Regions from separate parts of the Homo sapiens genome. Here region 1 is linked to region 2. Evidence: chromatin loops called from intact Hi-C (ENCODE). Cell type or tissue: Panc1. All regions are shown on one strand. Links, peaks and the distances in the headings refer to the core of each region. The heading gives the core; the rest is flanking DNA. Region 1 has its middle 340 kb from the start of MIR4500. Region 2 overlaps LOC105370300 (a long non-coding RNA gene).

Region 1 (2,930 bases), core at 185-2,684, 400 kb after region 2:
TGGGGACATGTCTAGGGGTGGTAAGAAAATGTCGAGTTTTAATTTTGAAGAATATTTTCACTTGACAATTTAAAATTTCTACTTAATTGTTTTCAAACAGTTGTCATGTGCTTAACCATAATTGTATTACGAATATGTTAATGTGCATTTCAATAAAATGTGAAAACACAATGTATTTTTGAAAAAGCAAATGTGGGAATAATCCGAGTTGCTATGGCATACACATGTCCTTTAGTGGGCTGGCTTATGCCACCACGATTAAGGCATCCGGAGAAATAGGTATCAATATTTTCCTTGTGATATACTCACTAATCATTACTTTACTCATCCAACTGATAGCATGTCGTCATTTGCAATACATATATTTTTATGATATTTAAGATTTTCAAATAACACAAATTAAAATTTTATTTTTTCTATATTTTTATCTGTGCTAAAACATTTTGTTTTACTATGAAGATTCAAATTGCTCAGTAAGCAGCTAGTATATTTGGGTTTTGTAACATATTTCTAAACAAATATTTTGTTTCTTCATCCTTTAAAATGTCAGCAAGTCAGGAACATAGTAAGTGATATCGTTATGGTAAAGAGATGTACCTTTATTTGCTTTGGTATTCTTATTCTTTTTCTATACTGATAAATGAATTAAAAAGTCCATGTAAATATTTTGTTTACCATAAAATCAATGTCCCAGTTCATATAAACCTCTAAAAATGAAAAAAAAATGTAGGGAGTTAGTTAAAATTTGTTTAAACTCCAGTGCAATTTTCAAGTATGTATTGTTTCCAATACAATTTAGACATCAATTCATGGATTGGTTTTCAAAAGCTTCATTATGAAAGTATTTCATGTAGTCTTTCATTTTAGGAATGCCTAAGGCATGATTTGTTAGTACTACTTATTTTCATGGTTATATATTCGCATCTACTCTGTGAAGAACAGAAAAAGAATAATGAATACATTTCAGGGAGAAGATCTGTAAAACAGGCTTTACATGTTATTTAAAATGAAGCCCTCTTCTCAAGAGATTGTTTTACCATTTCAAGAAAGAATACATTAAATAGTCAGTCCCATACACCGCCCAAATAAACTAAGTCTAAAACAAAAAATATGTGCATGAAAGAGAAAAATGTTTCCTGCCCCCCCGCCCCTTGCAAAGTATATATGTCTTTCTGTTTTGGCTGTATCTACTGTGACTACACCTGACCACCTTTTTCATTCCTTTAGCTCTATGCAGAGCTGAACACTGGGCAGCAATTTTTAGAATTATGCTGATTGGGATAATCTTCTTCATGATGTGCTGATTTCAAAAGCCTAGTATCCCTGGAGTTGAATTTGGAAAGCTGTAAATCGGTTTCCTAACACTACATTTTGCAATGTGTAAATTAATAACTTGGCATTTCACAGCTGTTTTAAAGGCTGTGCTTTAAAGAATGAAATATCAATCACAAATATACATCTACCCAGAAATGTCAAATCCCACCCAAATGAATACCACTGCAAATTAGCAGCAGGTCACATTGTTCTGCTGTTCTTTCACCTGTGATGCATTTCCTTCTTTTCCAGGTTAAGAGCGCCCCCTGGAGAGGCTTAAAGCTATTTTCTACCCCATATTAAAAGATGGGTGGTGAGCTGCTTTAATAACAGAACATAGTATCCAAATGCTAAGCCTATTTGAAAGAGGCAGTGTGGTATAGTAAAAGAAGAAATTAAACTGGGGTCAAAATACCTGGATTGAATTCCCAAGCCTGTGCTTAGGAGTTATTTGCATTTAGGCCTCTCATGACATCAGTTTTCACATCTTTAAAATTTGCCTCACCTGTTCCACAGGGTTATCTAAAATTGCCTTGCCTACCTCAAGAGGCTTACAAAGTTAACATTGCCTAATAAATATTCAGTATTAGTTTTCAAAATAAGCTTAGAGAATTATAGAGATTATCAATGCTATAAAGATTAATGTTTCTTTCTATATGATATGCTAATGTATGGATGTGTCCCTGGTTCAAGAGGTTACTAGAGGATCATTAATTTGTCTCCCATATGAATAATTAATAAAATAAATTATTATTTAGTGACTGAGTCCATGTGAGTAAATATAGGTCAGAGCTACTTAACTACATTTCATGCCTAAAGGACTTGTATTATCTCTTCACCAATTTTCTAACTATCAAATTCTGTCCCTAATATGCCATTTCTAATTTCCAAGTAGTGATTTACTCTTGGAATTTTAAAAAAATATTTCTGTTCTTTTACTATCTGCATGAAGTATATATTATATTATCTGTTGGGTTGAATTTGTGTCTTCCCAGCTGGACTGTAAAATACTTAAGAATGGGAAGAATGTTTTATTCACTTGCATTCAACACATTGATCTATACACAGAAGGGATTCAATAGAAACATACAGAGTGAGTGAATAAGACATATACTAATTGTGTATTATATTTAATTTCATTCAGTCCTGGAGCCAGCCAGTATTTCCTGGTATCTTTTAAAAAAATTAATATGAAGGATGATATTAAGAAAATATAATCTGCCATTCATTAATGTCCTCATTTCAATGAATTATCCATAATATTTTAAGAACAAATATTTTGTTGGAAAAAGCTATGCATGGAAGCACTATTTTCTGAAGTGAAATTTTATCCAAACCATGTGGGTGGTACTATGGCTGTACCTTTTTTAAGTTTTAATATTTGTTGTTTATGAGTAAAATGAACTTATCAAATGCATATGAAAGGTTCAGAAATATTATAAATGAACTAAATATTCATATTAATCAATTACTTTAATTAGGATCAATTCCACCTATAGAGTTTGACATTACTATTTTAGAAACTATTTTGATTTAATTCTGTGTTGGATTATAAAAAACAAGTTACAAAAAAAAAATAAAAATAAGATCCTCTTTCTTGCGTGATATTCAGGGGA
Region 2 (2,930 bases), core at 149-2,648:
CCTGTCACTTCTTTTATATACCTCTTTGGAAGCTCTTGAACTTATCATTGTCTCGTTCAAGCTGCTGCTAAAGTGATCAAATCACTATGTGTTCCAACTAATTAATGCAAGTGCAACTGAAAGGACCTCACCTCATATCCATACCATGTGAATCTCAGCTACTGCCTTGAGGTATCTATGAATGCACAACTCAGAAGTGCCTGACATGTAACATCTTGGGAGTAAAACACCTACAAATCAGACACTAGAGCTGAAGAATCAAGTCTTTCCCATCAGTTTCCTGGGAGTTTCAGGGATTCTTAGAGGACATTCCTACCACATCTTCCATCAGTTGCCACGGAGCCAGCCCTCTCCATAACCTATTTGCACATTGGCTTTCTATTCCTTGCTCACTCCTCATGTTCCCTTTTGTTTTCTTGGATTACTTTCCTTGACAAAGTGCTAGCTAAAATGACATTGTTTCAGGCCGCACATTATGTGAAACTATTTGAAGAAAATATGACTGTCTTTTTGCATTTTACAGATGTCAATTTAGTCAGCAACATAATTTTAATTTGAATTAAAGACTAAAAAATGAGGCATAAACTATACTGAAGAATTTGTTTTAATTCCCTGAAATTTTTATTTTTTTTTGCCTTTTTCTAAGACAGTCTCTTGCTATAATAAAGAAAAAATGCATGACTAAGAAGCAGTCTCTTAAAGTGTCTTTTGCCTTTAATCAGTATTGTACCAATTATGTTTCTGAGTATATAATTGTCTTTGCTCTCCTGAAAAGGAAAAATAATCAGTTTTCATGAGACAAAAATTGTGTCCCCAAATGTGAAAAAAACAATTTCTTTAAATTTCTCAAATTATAATCATGTAGGTTTCCTTGCAAACCGTAATTACACAGTCTCCCTATAATTTCTTTCAGTACAGATTTAGCTCAAGTCTTCTGTATGATCATTGTATAGCAGTGATACAATAGCATCTCCTCACATAGCTCTGCTGTGGCTAAGATTTCCTGGCTCATATTTGCACAAAAGGCATGGGAAGCCAAGAAGCTGGAAAAACCAAAGATACATAAGAATTCATTTAAAAAAAAGTAACAGTTTTGAAAGCCACATTTGAATTCATTACTTGCAGTTCCTATAAAAATACCTTGCTACTGTGCATACTTTTCTTAGTTCTTGGTGAAAAAATCTTTTATTTATACATCAACTCCTCAAAGCAGCTATGAAAAAAAAGAAAATTATTAACATAACACTTGCTAACATTCCATATTTTCCTTCACTGAGTATATTAATATAATGTTTTAAAGAGGCATATATTCTAAGAAAAACACTAACTTTGCTGAAAAACATTAGTTACTATACTAGAGCAATTTGAAACAATTGTATGTTTCCTGTAAAATTCATATTAAAATATTTTTGCCATTTCTTTTCAGTTCTATGTAACACCAGCAGGTGGCAGGATTAAGGCACAAAAACGGCAAAATCTTTGAGAAATGTAAAAGAAATACATTATGCTTTTTTCAATGTCTTAGGATGGCAGTCATTTTTCTTTTTGTGCATACAGGTTACTAAAATCATTCATGGCTACTAGTCCTTAGCAGACACATCGTTTTCCTTAAACCAGCTGAAGCTGTGCCCTTTTAAGACTCTTCTGATCACAAATCACCATTGTGCTGCAGTAATTTTCAGCTTTTACCATAAAGTGAGTCCAAAGCATATGGTGTGCATAAATTTGGATTATCTTCATACAGACAAAGATTCTTTGCTTGACCAAACTTTAGTCAGCCTCCGGAAACTTTTCCTAAGCCTGCCTGTGCACTTCCTTGCAAAATCCAGCTTTAGCAAAGAACCCTGCTAAATCAGGTTAGCTAGAATCAATCTCCCTCTCCCTGATGTCTAATCGCCCAAAATATTTAATCGGGTTCTTCATTCGCTGTCCTCCAGGAGATGTTTGATCGCCCTGGCCTGCCTTCAGCAGGAATCCTGCTAGGTCAGTGTAGCCAGAATACCTCTAATTCCTGATGTGTCCTATTAGTAATTTTTCATCCACTGACTTCCACCCTGCTCTGTGGCTATAAAGTCCCACCTGCCCACGCTATATTCAGAGTGGAGTCCAATCTCTCTCCCCTACTGCAAAATCCCATTGCTGTGGTTCATATGTACCAATTGTGATGGTTTTGAATAAAGTCTGCCTTACAATACCTTAACAAGTATTGTTGAATAATTATTCTCTCTTTAACAATACTAGATTACAACAAGTATTGGGAAAATTGTTTGGGAAAATTGTTTATATGATGAGGACAAGACTAAAATTAAACTACTTTGCTTTTTAATACTCTAAGAGTTTATAGTGAATCTCTGATAGGACACTTTGCCACAGTTTTGGGGCAAGCCAGATAATGAGGTTATGGATTACAGGCCTTTTAAAAACTGGCTAAAAGGGGCCAGACACAGTGGCTCACGCCTGTAATTCCAGCACTTTGGGAGGCCGAGGCAGGTGGATCACCTGAGGTCAGGAGTTTGAGACCAGACTGGCCAACATGGTGAAACCCCATCTGTAATAAAAATTTAAAAAATTAGCCCGGTGTGGTGGCGGGCACCTGTAATCCCAGCTACTCAGGAGGCTGAGGCAGGAGAATTGCTTGAACCTGGAAGGCAGAGGTTGCAGTGAGCCAAGATCATGCCACTGTACTCCAGCCTGGGCAACAGATCGAGACTCGGTCTCAGGCAGAGGCACTTCTTTTTCCCAGAAATTCTCTCAGATATTCCTACTTCTATTTTCCTTGTCAACAAACGCACACATGCCTTGGTGGTAGAAATGGTTCTTTACAGTTTACTTATAGTCAGTGAACTGAGTAATGTCTACATTTTTTTAAATAATTATATTCCCTGAGTTCCCTAATCGGTCACTTTTCTTAAAGGAATAACTCTTCCTAT

Evidence for each region. Peaks named below come from ENCODE experiments on the same cell type or tissue, not always from the same donor. Only the 100,000 strongest peaks of a DNase experiment are listed, where the experiment ranks them.
Region 1: a loop joins it to region 2, with 14 times the contacts of the local background. A loop is called at or near these places in 41 of 110 quality-filtered maps.

What each region holds. Positions count from the first base shown.
Region 1 is chr13:87,272,833-87,275,762 of GRCh38, forward strand. No RefSeq gene overlaps it. Among named protein-coding and RNA genes, the nearest start is that of MIR4500, 340 kb to the right of the region's middle. In Panc1, for the core only: CTCF peaks have their summits at 1,590 (motif pointing left) and 1,796; a DNase peak (open chromatin) is centred at 1,592; H3K27ac peaks cover 1,154 bases.
Region 2 is chr13:86,869,114-86,872,043 of GRCh38, forward strand. The region is part of intron 2 of LOC105370300 (a long non-coding RNA gene); the gene reads left to right. Among named protein-coding and RNA genes, the nearest start is that of LINC00430, 39 kb to the right of the region's middle. In Panc1, for the core only: CTCF peaks have their summits at 1,466 (motif pointing right) and 1,678; a DNase peak (open chromatin) is centred at 1,506; H3K27ac peaks cover 2,312 bases.